Linked DNA regions of Homo sapiens: region 1 is linked to region 2. A link is a contact called in ENCODE Hi-C or POLR2A ChIA-PET data. All regions are on one chromosome and are shown on one strand. Each heading gives the region's core, a stretch centred on a gene start or an enhancer-like site at or near the end of the contact. The rest is flanking DNA. Distances are from core to core; before and after follow the strand shown. Region 1 holds the start of DMWD (DM1 locus, WD repeat containing). Region 2 holds the start of TRAPPC6A (trafficking protein particle complex subunit 6A).

Region 1 (6,769 bases), core at 1,756-4,255, 610 kb after region 2:
ACCCCATCTCTACCAAAAATACAAAAATTGGCCGGGTGTGGTGGCTCACGCCTTTAATTCCAGCACTTTGGGAGGCCGAGGCGGGCAGATCACGAGGTCAGGAGATCGAGACTATCCTGACTAACACGGTGAAATCCCGTCTCTACTAAAAATACAAAAAAATTAGCTGGGCGTGGTGCTGGGCGCCTGTAGTCCCAGCTGCTGGGGAGGCTGAGACAGAAGAATGGCGTGAACCCGGGAGGCAGAGGTTGCAGTGAGCCGAGATCGCGCCACTGCACTCCAGCCTGGGCGACAGAGCGAGACTCCATCTCAAAAAAAAAAATTAGCCAGGTATGATAGTGCGCACCTGTAGTCCCAGCTACTCAGGAGGCTGAGGCAGGAGAATTGCTTGAACCTGGGAGGCGGAGGTTGCAGTGACCCGAGATTGTACCACTGCACTCCAGCCTGGGCGACAGAGTGAGACTCCGCCTTAAAAAGAAAAAAAAAATTAAAAACAATAAAAATTACAATTACAATTAAAAAAAAAAAAAAGAACCGGGCATGGTGGCTCACACCTGTAATCCCACCACTTTGGGAGGCCGAGGTGGGCAGATCACGAGGTCAGGAGATCGAGACCATCCTGACTAACACGGTGAAACCCCATCTCCACTAAAACTACAATAAATTAGGCGGGCGTGGCAGCAGGTGCCTGAAGTCCCAGCTACTCAGGAGGCTGAGGCAGGAGAATGGCATGAACCCGGGAGGTGGATCTTGCAGTGAGCAGAGATCGCGCCACTGCACTCCAGCCTGGGTGACAGGGTGAGACTCCATCTCAAAATAAATAAATAAAAGAAAGAAAGAAAGAAAGAAAACCCAAGGAGTAAAGTATTCAGCACAAGGGTAACACAGCACAGGGCCTGGGTACAGTAAAGGCAGCTGTCATTAGCTGCTGTCACCCCATTCTCCATCTCTCCCTGGTCCTGCCCCTCTCAGGCCTACACTGTTCCGCAGGCAGCTGCATCCTAATGGCATATAGTGGGTAGGTGAGAAGGCAGAGAAGTTGGGGGCTCTGGGGGCTGCAATCACCTCCTCATTGAACAGCTTGCTGGTGTCCTTTTTGATGAGATCCAGGTACTGCACTTGACCCGCTGAGAAGCCCACCAGCAGCGAGATGGTCTCGGTGGCAGCAGTGAACTGGTTGAAATCGTGGCAGGTGGGCTGGGTGCCCTTGTAGATCCGCTTGTCAATTGGCTTGTTGAGGTCAATGGACTTGAGGGGTGGGAGAAAAGGAGTTAATGGTGTATGCCACTGAGGAGAAGGAAGAGGATGTTGAGGTTGGGGGAAACCACTAAGAGGAAGCAGGGTTAGAACCCAGAGGGAAGTGGGGAGGTGAGTAGGTGGATTGCGAAGGACGGGGCAACCACAGACGGGAAGGGGACCCAAATCACAGACAAGAGTAGCAAAAAAGATGGTAAGGATCCCCCTTGACCACAGTGCCTCCCCAAAGTTGGGTCACCTCTAATTCAGAGACACCCTTGTCCACATAATCAGGGTTCTGGGTCCACACAGTTCCTAAGCTCCGATTCCTTTTAGCCTCACCACTCCATCCTATAACCTCAGCAACTCCCTTGGGACCTAGTACCACACTATTCCAAGACCCCCAAACCTTGAGGTCACCCAAATTTCCAGGACTCTAAAGCCTAACATCCTAGCATTCTCTTCACTTTGTAGTCCCTAAACCGCCACAGTTCTGGGACCCGTCAAACCTCACGGTCTCCCACATTTTAGGCCCATTTATTACCTAGGGGCTCCGAAGGATCCCCATCATTTCTGGGATCACCATAAACGGCCAGGGTTCTCACCACATCGCTTTAGAGATGTCCTGAATCACACCTGCAGATTCCCCTGCCAGGGCCTCTCATTCCCTTGAGAGCTCCCATCAGCTTCCGGACGCTCATCTCCTCCAGGACCCTCATGACTTCCAGACCCCAATTTTCTCTAGAATCCCATTCAGCTTCTGGATCCCCTATCACCTTCAAGGCCCCCATCACTTCTAGACTTCTCCTCATTCCTGGGCTCAATCTCAAGACCCCTCTCCCACACCTCCAGGCTGCAATACTGGGTTCTCCATCACCTCTGGGCTTGCATCACCTCATGATTCCCCATTACCTGCAGAATGCCTGCCACCCCAGAACCCGGGGGATCCCACCTCATCTCAGATACCCCATCATGTCCAATAGTCACCATCCCAGAACTCCTACGCATAACGGGGGTAAAGGGGATTTCCCCCATCACCTCCAAGATGCCTGCCCAGCACCCCGCGGGCCTCTCATCACATTTCAGAATCCTGTACTCCCTCCAATGCTGTCGCCCTACAACGTCCATCACATTTAGAATGCCTATCTCAGGGCCCCATATCAATTCGGGGACCCTCCTATCAGTTCTCTGGAACCTCCATCCTTTCAGCACCCAGGGCCCCACGATGCAGGCCGCTCACCCGTTGGCTCCCACGACGACAGCAGCCTGGGTAGAAATAGAGCTCACGGCCCAAGTTGAAGCAGACGCGGTCTCCCCCCGAGCCCAGCCCCGCGGGCGTGGCGGGCGGCTCCCCGGCCCCGGCGCTGTCCGGCTCCCCGAGGCGCACGAGGCTGAGGCGCACGGCGGGCAGGGCGGGCCCGGGTCCGGGGCCTGCGGGCGGCGGGGACGACGCGGGGCCTGCAGCGCCGGGACCGGAGGCGGAGGCAGGGCCGGGCGGGGGCTGCGGTGGCTGAGGCGGCACCGGAGTCTGGGCGGAAGCCGGACCCGACCTGCGAGCGGCGCCGTCGCCCGGGAGTAGCTTGTAGAAACCCTCGCGCGTGCGGAATTGCGACTTAATCTCCGCGCAGTCCCCCATGGCGGCGCCGGGGCCCGAGCCGCCCTCCGCGCCGCCCGCCGCCATCTTGGGCGCCCCCCGGGCCCCGCCACTGCCGGACTGCCGCCCGCAGCCGGGCCCCCTCCCGGAAGCCGCTGGCCCGCGCCGGAAAAGGTGGGGTCGTCGCCCGGGCAACGCCTCTTCGATTGGCACCCAGATCCGGAGGCGGGACGAATCCCCGCGGTCGCTCGGGTAACGGTGCTGGGACTGTGGGCGGGGCGAGAAGGTGGGCGCGGCCTTTGAGCCTGTGACCGACTTGTGGTTGGCTGCGGGGGCGGAGCCCGCAATGGAAAGAGGCGTGGCCAGTTAGAAAGCTCAAGTCCTTAGCAACCGCGCCCTGGGAACGTTTGCCTAGCAACGGAGGGATTTTTTTTTTTTTTTCCCCCACGACAAAGAAGCCCTCATCCATAGTCCAGCCTTCCCATGAAGTCACAGCCAACCCCAAGTGACCCTGGTCTCTCCTTAGACGCCCAATATACACTCCCCTGACCTCCAGTGTTTCCCACTGACATATTCAAATCCCTGAATGACCACAGCATCTGCTACCATTCTTCCCCACCCTTGGTGACCCACCAAATCCCTGTGTCCCCACACAACTCAGAGGACTTCCTCTGACCCACTATTGATTAATGCTAACTCCAAACATCCTTCATATTTTCCACCAACCTCCAATGTATATTTCCATGATTTTCTTATTTTCAACAACCTCACTTGTCCTCCAAAACCTACCTCTGATTCCCAAATTGTATTGATCCCCACGGTGCCCCAGTGTCCCAGTGATCCACTCGTAACCCAAAGTCTCCCCCTGATCCCAACAGCTCCTACTCATAGCCAGTGCTCCCCATGTCTGCTGAAGCCACCCAGCCCCATCATAGATCTTTCTAGTCTCATGTAGTCAATGGCCTCTACGATTTCTCCCTAGAGTGTCCCAAGGGCATCTCACACTTAAAAAAAAAAATCCTACAATGGTTCGGGCATGGTGGCTCATGCCTGGAATCCGAGAATCCCAGCACTTTGGGAGGCTGAGGTGGGAGGATCGTTTGAGCCCAGGAGATCAAGACTGCTATGAATTCACATCACTGCACTAAAGCCTGGGGGACAGAGTCAGACTCAGTCTCTCTAAAAAAAAAAAAAAAAGAAAGAAAAAAGAATCCTACAATGAAATTGACGTCTTACACCAAATCCTCCACCTCTCTTGCATCCCCACCTTAGGGCTAGCTCTGCCGTCCACTCAGTCAACCAGGCCACAGACCTGGGTGTCTTCCTAGATGTGTACCATTTATCTTCACTCTGCCCCCGCTTACAGCCTCCAAGTCTTTTGCATTCGACCACGTGGAATTCCTCTTTCTCAGTTCCTTGTTCTCCCTGATCCAAGCTTCTCCTCTACCCAAGCCCTTCCCCCACCCCCACATCAACCGTGTCTCTTGGTCTCCCAGATTTCTGTCTCACCCCCACTTCCACCTTTCACTTGGCATGTAGAGAGGTTTTATTTTGTTTTTGTTTTTGTTTTTTTTGAGACAGTCTCACCCTGTCACCCAGGCTGGAGTGCAATGGCTCCATCTCGGCTCAGAGACGGGGTTTCACCATGTTGGCCAGTCTGGTCTCGAACTCCTGACCTCAGGTGATCCACCCACCTCGGCCTCCCAAAGTGCTGGGAGTACAGGCATGAGCCACTGCACCCGGCTTTTTTTTTTTTTTTTTTTTTTTTTGAGACAGAGTCTCGCTCTTGTCACGTGGGCTGGAGTGCAATGGGACGATTTTGGCTCACTGCAACCTCTGCCTCCTGGGTTCAAGTGATTCTCCTGCCTTAGCCTCCTGAGTGGCTGGGATTACAGGCACCTGCCACCACACCCAGCTACTTTTTTGTAGTTTTAGTAGAGACGGGGTTTCACCATGTTGGGCATGCTGGTCTCAAACTCCTGACCTCAGGTGATCCGCCAACCTTGGCCTCCCTAAGTGCTGGGATTACATGTGTGACCCACTGCACTAGGCCTAGAGAGGTCTTTCTAAAGCATGAATATGATCAGGGCCCTCCCCTGCTCAAAACCCATCTGTAGCTCCCTAGTGCTCTCAGGGGAAAGTTAAGCCCCAAGTGATCTGGCCCCTGCCAACCTCTTTTCAATCTCATATCTCACCACTAACTCCTCACACTATCCACCACCTAAAATGAGGCTTGAAAAACTACCCCAACATATCACACTCTCTCTTGTCCTTGGGTCTTTGCACATTCTGTTCCCTATTCTTGGAATGCCTTTCCCCATTCTTTTCTTGACCCTTTAAGAGTTGGCTCGGGAGCTCTGTCAGTCCTCTGGGCTTCCCCATTTGGGCTGTCACTGTCTGGAAATGAGTCTCTCTCCCTATAGTGTTGTGAGGTCCAGGAAGGCAGGACTGCAGCTGTCTGTGTCCCCAGCACAGGGGTGGGCTGACAGGAGGTATTTCAATAATGGTTTGATGGCTAGGTAAATGAATAAATAAAACAGGTGGGGCTGGTCGCGGTGGCTCACAGCTGTATCCTAACACTTTGGGAGGCCAAGACAGGCAGATCGCTTGATGCCAGGAGTTCAAGACCAGCTTGGGCAACATAAACCCCATCTCATAGTGAGACTCTGAAAAATTGAAAAAATTTAGCTGGGCATGGTGGGCTGTGCCTGCAGTCCTAGTTACTCAGGACCCTGTCTCTACAAAAAATACAAAAATTAGTGTATGTGGTGATGTGCACCTGCGGTCTCAGCTACTCCGGAGGCTGAGATGGGAGGACTGCTTGAGCCCAGGAGGTCAAGGCTGCAGGGAGCTGAGATTGTGCCACTGTACTCTAACCTGGGTGACAGAATGAGACCCTGTCTCAAACAACAACAACAAAAACCAAACAGGTGGGAGAGACTCTGCCAGGCAATGTCTGTGCTCTCTGCAGGGCCCAACAGCCCTGGCTTGGAGTCCATGTCAACAGAGGTGGTGAACAAATGAATGAATGGCTCATCCATAATGCCGTGGAGGAATTTTATTTGAAGCAGTTGCCTTCCTTTTCTATCCCTGCCCTCTGGGGACAGGAAGCACATAGTGAAAATATAATCCATGCTAACTACCTCTAAGGGGAAATTTGCTATCTACCTGCTTGGGGAAAGTGGCTAGAGGGTGGGCCTCAGTCATCTGTCTCCTCGCCCTCCTCCTCCTCCTCGCCCTCCTCCTCCTCCTCTGTGGCTCCCAGGGCTTGTTCCTGGGCTGCTTTCAGAGCCTGCTCCTCTTCCACTGTGGGGTCACTCATCTCCATGATCTCTGGGCCACTGGGGTACTCTTGTTGAATGGGGGCTGGCAGGGCCGGGTTGAAGCTCTCGGGGCTGTACTTGTGACCCCAGCCGATGTAGATGTTCTCAAACTTTCTGGAGAAGCAGTGAGACACTGTGAAATTCTCCCTCAAAGGCCCCAGACTTGACTTTTTTTTTTTTTTTTTTGAGATGGAGTCTTACTCTGTTGCCTAGTGCAGTGGTGTGATCTCGACTTACTGCAACCTCTGCCTCCCAGGTTCAAGCGATTCTCCTGCCTCAGCCTCCCATGTAGCTGGGACTACAGGCACGCGTCACTACGCCCAGCTAATTTTTGTATTTTTGGTAGAGATGGGGTTTCACCATGTTGGCCAGTGTGGTCTGGAACTCCTGACCTCATGATCTGCCCGCCTCGGCCTCCCAAAGTGCTGGGATTACAGACGTGAGCCACCGCACCTGGCCAGCCTTGACTTTCTTTAAGGGTAGGACCCAGCATGTGCATAGCATGACTGCAAAGTTGTGGATGGCAGGGTGAAATGTGCTCACTGGGTTCCTCTGTATTACCCAGGCTGGATGCAAACTCCACCTCCTGGGTTCACTGCAAAATCTGCCTCCTGGG
Region 2 (7,403 bases), core at 45-2,544:
CAGATCACGAGGTCAGAAGATGGAGACCATCCTGGCTAACAGTGAAAACCCGTCTCTACTAAAAAAAATAATAATAATACAAAAAATTAGCCAGGTGTGGTGGCGCCAGCAGCGCTTGTGGTCCCAGCTACTTGGGAGGCTGAGAAGTGGGATGATCGCTTGAGCCCAGGAGGTCGAGGCAGCAGTGAGCCATGACTGCATCACTGCACTCCAGCCAGCCTGGGCGACCGAGCAGGATGCGCGTGCGCGCACACACACACACACACACACACACACAGTCCCGGGCCAGTCACGGTAGTTCACGCCTGTAATCCTAGCACTTTGGGAGGCCCAGGCGGGAGAATCACTTGAGCCTAGGGGTTCAAGACCAGCCTAGGCAACATGGCAAAACCCCATTATCTCTTTTTTTTTTTTCCTGAGACAAGTCTCGCTCTGTCGCCTAGGCTGGAGTGCAATGGCACAATCTTGGCTCACTGCAACCTCCGCCTCCCAGGTTCAAGCCATTCTCCTGTCTCAGCCTCCCGAGTAGCTGGGATTACAGGTACCCGCCATCATGCTCGGCTAATTTTTGTAGACACGGGGTTTCACCATGGCCAGGCTGGTCTTGAACTCCTGACCTCAGGTGATCCGACGGCCTCGGCCTCCCAAAGTGCTGGGAGCTACAGCGCCCAGCCGGCATATTTCATTTTATTATTTGACTCCCCTAGTGAAATGTAAGCTTCACAAGGAAGGGATTCTGTCTTAGAACGGTGCCTGGAATACAACAGACGCTCAATAAGTGGGTGTCGAATAAATAAATGTCCCACGCTGAGGCTTAGGTACGTTATGATACTCATTTTACAAAAGAGAAAACTAGGACACACAAAGATTAAGTCATTGGGTCGCACACCTAGTAAGTGGGGGAGGCGAGTCCTCAGCACACGCCCAATAACAGCATTATTATGATTACTAGCCGCTTACTCAGGCCTTGAGCTAAGTGCTTTACCCTGAATCATCGCGCTCAATTTAGCAATAACCCCGAGCCGGCACCGTCGCGAACGCCACTTTCCAAAGGAGGAAGCCAGGGCCAGACGTTGCCCTGCAAGGCCGGGGCTGGGCCGGGTTCGAACCCGGACGCCTGACGCGCCCTCCGCTCTCCCAGAGGCGTTACCTTGGTGGCCCCCGCTTCCTCCCCACGGAGCCCGGCGCTCACCCCCGGGCCGGGGTCGGGGTCGTGAGCCCACAGCTCAGCCACCATCTCCGTGTGAAGAAACTCAAACAACACAGTATCCGCCATGCCCCCTCCTCGCACGCCTAAAGATGCGCCCAGCGCTTCCAGCTCTCATTGGCCAGGCTTGGTAAGCCACGCCTCTTGCGTCATGGCGCGAGCCCTCCTACTCCGGCTTCCATTGGTGTTTTAGACTAGCCCCGCCTCCCCGCCCCGGACTCAGGTGGTGTGCGCGTGAGCCTGGGACACTAGGGGGCGGGCCTACGCCTTCTCTGGCCACATGTGGCAACATCTTCTGCTCTTACTGCCGTCCCTTCCCTATTTCCGGGTTCTCGAGCATTCCTATTGGCCAAATTACTGGTTACACGTGACATACTCGGCTTTTAAAATCCCTATTGGTCCACTCCAGACTTTCCTCGTCGCACAACCTGGAAGAGCCGGCCCAGCTGTTTCTCTATTGGCGGTTCCTCCATTCATGTGACTCTTCTGCACGCTCACTCAAAGCTGATGCTGAGAACTTGCTTCCTGATTGGTAGCCGGGCGAATCCACGTGACTTGGCCGCTAATGCCCGCCCAACCCGCTCCCCTATTGGTTGAAATCACAGCCCTTCAGCTGCCACGGTGAGAACGCAGCACTCGGGTTAGGAAGCGGATCTCGCAAGCTCCGAGCGTCAGCTGCCGGGTACGGTCTTTGGCGTTAGCGCTTCTCCCATCCCATGAGTGCCCCCAGCAGAGTCCAGTCGGACTGTCATCCTTTCTGCGACTCTGGCGCTGGTCCCGAGCAGCTCACGGGCCCGTGTGCTTCCGGGTCTGAGATTGGCATGGTGGACCAGGTGGAGGGTGTGGCCTCTACTAGGAGGCAAATTCGTAAAGACCTCGGCTTGGGACTCCGGGAACTCGGGCCCCAGATCCTTGTTCGAGCTGGTCTTCAGTTTCCCCATCTGTACGCTGAAGAGCCTGGGGTCCAGTAACCCCCATCATCACCCAGTTTACAGAAGAGGAAACTGAGGCCCAGACGGGGAGCAGCTGACACCAAGTCGTTAAGAGAATCAGCGAAGGGGCTGGGAATCCAGGACCTGCGCCTTTTACCCACCGCGGCGCCGGTCTCACGTGCAGTCCCTTCGCTCTTCTCCCCTAGTTCGGTGCCATGGCGTCCCAGGGTCGTCGGCGGAGGCCCCTGCGGAGGCCGGAGACGGTGGTGCCGGGGGAGGCGACCGAGACGGATTCCGAGCGCTCTGCGTCCTCGTCGGAGGAGGAGGAGCTGTACCTGGGTCCTTCGGGCCCGACGCGCGGCCGCCCCACGGGGCTGCGGGTGGCTGGGGAAGCCGCGGAGACCGACTCGGAGCCGGAGCCGGAGCCGGAACCGACGGCCGCGCCGAGGGACCTGCCTCCACTCGTGGTGCAGCGGGAATCGGCGGAGGAGGCCTGGGGCACGGAGGAGGCCCCGGCGCCCGCCCCCGCGCGCTCGCTCCTGCAACTTCGGCTGGCGGAGAGCCAGGCGCGGCTGGACCACGACGTGGCGGCCGCCGTGAGCGGTGTCTACCGCCGTGCAGGCCGCGACGTGGCCGCCCTGGCTAGTAGGCTGGCGGCAGCCCAGGCGGCGGGGCTGGCGGCGGCCCACAGCGTGCGCCTGGCGCGCGGGGACCTTTGTGCGCTGGCCGAGCGTCTGGACATCGTGGCTGGCTGCCGCCTGCTGCCGGACATCCGCGGCGTGCCAGGGACCGAGCCTGAGAAAGACCCGGGGCCGCGGGCCTAGCCATGATTCTACTTCCCAACCTGACTGCAATTTGGGGGTAGGCCTTGCTGCCTCTGGGACCTGACTCTGTCTCCTGTGTCTCTTATCACCCCCCACCCCCGCTCCCATCTTGGTGTCACCCATGGGGGCTAATCCGGTCCCCTTGGATAATGCTTTATATTGGATATAGTTCAACCCCTACTGCGGAGACCAGGGCCCCACTATCCTTAGATCTGGTTCCTCTCCCGATCCTGACCCTGCCGCCTGGTTCTGAGCCTTCCCCTGGGGCTTGGCTCCAGCCTTTGTTACATAGTTGCTCCTTAATCTGTTTCCACCCTGGGGGCTCACCAATTTTTTTTTTTTTTTTTTTTTTTTGGAGACAGGGTGTTTATCTGTCACCCAGGCTAGAGTGCAGTGGCGGGATTACTGCTCACTGCAACCTCGACCTCCTGGGCTCAAGTGATCCTCCCAGCTCAGCCTTCAAGAGTAGCTGGGACTGCAGACCTGCACCACCACGTCCAGCTGCCCGGTTAATTTTTTTCTGTCGGTTTGAAGAGGGGAGAAGGTCTCACTATGTTGCCCAGGCTTGTCTCAAACTCCCGGGCTCAAGCAATCCTCCCACTGTGGCGTCCCAAAGTGCTGGGGTTACAGGTGTGAGCCACCACACACTGGGCTCTGCTCTGCCTTTCTGAGTTTGGTTTCTGCTTATGGTGGGGAGCTTGTTCCCGTTCTTCCCACAAGAACCCAGGATGTGGCACAGCTTCCCTGCCGTCTTCCTTCACTCAGTTGGCTACGCCTCCCATCCTAGCTCCACTTCCAGAACTGCCTTCACCCTAGGCTGGGTCCTTGTTTTGTTTTTAGAGACAGGGTCTCACTGTGTCTCCCAGGCTGGAGTACAGTGGCGTGATCTCGGCTCACTGCCACCTCCACCTCCCGAGTTCAAGCGATTCTCCTGCCTCAGCCTCCCGAGTAGCTAGGATTACAGGCATGCACCACCACGCCTGGCTACTTTTTATATTTTTAGTAGAGATGAGGTTTCACCTTGTTGGCCAGGCTGGTCTCGAACTCCTGGCCTCAGGTGATCCACCCGCCTCACCTCCTAAAATGCTGGGATTACAGGCGTGGGCCACTGCGCCTAGCCAGCTGGGTCCTTGTTCTGCTGCCCAAGCTTGGCCCTGGTTCCGTGTGCTGGTTCTACTTTTTGTTCTCCCATCTGCCTCCTGCCTCCTCCCCTTTGAGCTTAGCCCCGCCCTCTCAGCCTGATTTCTGTTTCCCAAGTCCAGCAGTGTCGTGGGATAGGTTTTGCTTTCTTTTACTGTCTCCATCCTACTTACACCTCCCTGATCCTGGGGTCTGGGGACTCCCCATGGTTTCCTTCCTTCTGCAGGCCCAAAATGATGGCCCCTCTTAACCCAAGGCAGGGGATCTTCCTCCCAACTCCCTGGACCAAGGTGGCATTTCCTGCACACCCCTCCAGGCCAAGATGATGCTCGCTCTCAACTCTGTAGGCCAAGGTGGCGTCTCCTCTTGACTCTCCAGACCTAAAGTGACACCCTTCAGGCACTTCGGGCCCAATTCAGCCCAGTCCTGGTGCTTTCAGCGCCAGATGACAGCACTTTGCAGATAAGAACGATATGATGTGTGGATTTCACTACATTTGGCTCCTGGATGCTATAAAAGGACTTGGATTTCTGACTTGGCTCAGGGACTGGGGTTAGCAGTCTCTTTCTGCTCCTTTTCACCTGTGTTTTCTTCCGATCCCAGCTCTGGTCCCTCAGCCGCATTCATATTTACTCTCCTCTCCCAGCCTGATATCCCTGTCCCTCATCTCAACCCGAAGCCAAGATCTGAGCCCCCAAGATGGAGAATGGGGAGGAGCTTTTTATGGCGGACTGATTAAAACTCTTAAGCATTTACCCTTATGGTTAGTTCCTTTTGTTTCCCTATCTAAGCTAAGGGTGAGTTGGTTGATTTCTCTGAGAATGGGGGTCCCGAGACCTCCATGCCTGGCTTATGGAAGGTGAAGCTGTAGTTGGGAAATCAGGGGCCCTAGATTTTTGCCCTGGTTCTGTATTTACTCGTATTTTATTAATTCAACACACACGTTTTGGGTACCTGACCTGTGCTGCGGCTAGGGGTATAGCACCCAGTCCCTGCCCTCACAGAGGTCGCAGTCCAGTGGGAGAAACAGTAATAAGATGTTCTCATAGATAGTTCTAGTAATCATAATTTATAGTTTAATTTTTAAAAATAGAGATGATAGCCTGGCCAACATGGTGAAACCCTGTAGTTATTAAAAATACAAAAATTTTGGGCGATGTATCACGCCTGTAATCCTAGCACTTTGGGAGGCCGAGGCACGTGCTAGTAATTCCAGCTACTCAGGGAGCTGGGGCATGAGAATCGCTTGAACCCTGGAGGCAGAGGTTGAAGTGACCCAAGATCGTGCCACTGCACTCCAGCCCGAGCGACAGAGCAGGACTCTGTCTCAAAAATAAATAGGCCAGGCGCAGTTACGCATGTCTTTAATCCCAGCACTTTGGGAGATCGAGGTAGGCAGATCACCTGAGGTCAGGAGTTCTAGACCAGCCTGGCCAACATGGTGAAACTCTATCTCCACTAAAAATACATTAGCCAGGCGTGGTGGCACATGCCTGTAATCCCAGCTACTCGGGAGGCTGAGGCAGGAGAATCGCTTGAGCCCAGGAGGTGGAGGTTACAGTGAGCTGAGATCATGCCACTGCACTCCATCCTGGGTGAGAGTGAGACTCCATCTCAAAAATAAATAAAAAATAATTAATTTTAAAAAATAAAATAGAGACGAGCTCTCACAATGTTGCCCAAGTTGGTCTTGAACTTCTGAGCTCAAGGGATTCTCCTGTCTTGACCTCCCAAAGGGCTAGGATTACAGGCATGAGCCACTGCACCCAGCCATAATTTATAATTTAGATACAATTTTCTTGGCACCATGATTAGAGCCATGAAGAAGTAAAGGAGCTTTATGAAGGTGGAGCGGGATCCACCTGACCTAATCTGGGCGGGAGAGAGGAAGTGATGAGTGGTGCTGGAGCTGAGCCCGGAAGGTGGAAGTAGGTGAAATGGGAGTAGGGTGAAGAGTTGCAGACAGGGAGAACAGCATATGCGAGGGCCCTGAGGCAGAAGGGAAAGGGACCATAACCTGTTTAACAGAAGAAGATGATTTCTGCTCTCCACCTAGAATGGAGAAGTGTGGGGTGGTTGTGGGGCAGGGGGGTGCTGAGTGCAGTACCAGAAGGGGCCAGATAAAGGTGAGCTTTAAAAAAATTGTATTATTGGCTGTGCGCAGTGGCTCACGCCTGTAATTCCAGCACTTTGGGAGGTCGAGGCAGGCAGATCACCTGAAGTCAGGAGTTCGAGACCAGCCTGGCCAACGTGGTGAAACCCTGTCTCTACTGAAAATATAAAAATTAGGCATGGTGGCACATGCCTGTAATCCCAGCTACTCAGGAGGCTGAGGCAGGAGAATCGCTTGAACCCGGGAGGCAGCAGTTGCAGTGAGCCAAGATTGCGCCACTGCACTCCAGCCCAGGGGACAGAGCAAGACTCTGTCTCAAAAAAAAAAAAAAGTAGGTGCGGATCAACCAGCATCTCCTCCCTCCTGAGCACTCCCTCCAGCTCCCCTTCCACACCTAGGGCGAGTGGATCACAATTCAAAGAGGATGATCTCCCAGAACTTCCCTTTTCTTTTTCTTTTCTTTTCTTTTTTTTTTTTTTTTTTTTTGATATGGAGTCTCACTCTGTCGTTCAGGCTGGAGTGCAGTGGCGAGATCTCAGCTCACTGCAACCTCCACCTCCCAGGTTTAAGCAATTCTCCTGCTTCAGCCTCCTGAGTAGCTGGGATTATAGGCACGTGCCACCATGCCCAGCTAGTTTTTCTATTTTTTTTTCTTTTTAGTAGAGATGAGGTTTCACCATATTGGCCAGGCTGGTCTCAAACTCCTGACCTTGTGATCTGCCTGCCTCTGCCTCCCAAAGTGCTGGGATTACAGGCATGAGCCACCACACCTGGTCAGGACTTCCCTTTTCAATGAGTTTAGCGAGAGTCCCTGAGGAGCTGAGCTGCCTGGGAGAGTGGCAGCTTAGTGGTCTCATGGTGGACTTCCAGCCCTGGAGCACAGAGCTTCCCTCACTCCTTAAACTCCAGCTCACTAGCCAGGCCTGGCTTTCAGCCCCTTTCTTTCTTTTTCCCTCCCTCCTTCCTTCCTTCCTTTCTTTCGGTGGGGTCTCACTATTTTGCACAGGCTGGTCTTGAACTCCTGGCCTCAATGGATCTTCCCACCTTGGCATGGCAGGGATGGGAATCTGATTGGAGAGGGTACAAGAGGGTGTGGAAGGAGAGCCAGAGACCATCCTCTTTGCAATGTTGAGTGAAGGGGTGGGATGGTAAGAAATGGGGAAGTGGCAGTGCATGGTGGCTTACAC

What was found. Hi-C counts contacts between places; a loop is a spot of excess contacts on that map. ChIA-PET counts read pairs that join two places held with the same protein, here RNA polymerase II (POLR2A). Pooled maps may share reads with other maps.
Region 1: a loop to region 2 is called in a pooled map, with 9 times the contacts of the local background. The contact joins the promoter of DMWD here to the promoter of TRAPPC6A in region 2. A Hi-C loop is called at or near these places in 1 of 37 single-sample maps with no recorded cell type and 6 of 50 pooled maps. POLR2A ChIA-PET finds 5 or more read pairs at or near these places in 2 of 52 experiments (Caco-2 and activated CD8-positive, alpha-beta memory T cell).

The regions. Positions count from the first base shown.
Region 1 is chr19:45,789,840-45,796,608 of GRCh38, forward strand. It overlaps DMWD (DM1 locus, WD repeat containing), which reads right to left and starts at 3,006. Exons shown (of 5, transcript NM_004943.2): 1 at 2,477-3,006; 2 at 1,066-1,248. The coding sequence starts at 2,917. It overlaps RSPH6A (radial spoke head 6 homolog A), which reads right to left. Exons shown (of 6, transcript NM_030785.4): 6 at 5,874-6,267. The coding sequence ends at 6,030. RefSeq lists enhancers at 1,377-1,436, 1,457-1,506 and a silencer at 2,655-3,134.
Region 2 is chr19:45,176,943-45,184,345 of GRCh38, forward strand. It overlaps TRAPPC6A (trafficking protein particle complex subunit 6A), which reads right to left and starts at 1,295. Exons shown (of 6, transcript NM_001270891.2): 1 at 1,193-1,295. The coding sequence starts at 1,276. It overlaps BLOC1S3 (biogenesis of lysosomal organelles complex 1 subunit 3), which reads left to right and starts at 1,842. Exons shown (of 2, transcript NM_212550.5): 1 at 1,842-1,889; 2 at 2,346-4,858. The coding sequence starts at 2,355. The coding sequence ends at 2,963. RefSeq lists enhancers at 673-1,616, 1,629-1,698, 1,769-2,088, 2,629-3,129, 3,555-4,056 and silencers at 1,049-1,268, 2,439-2,748.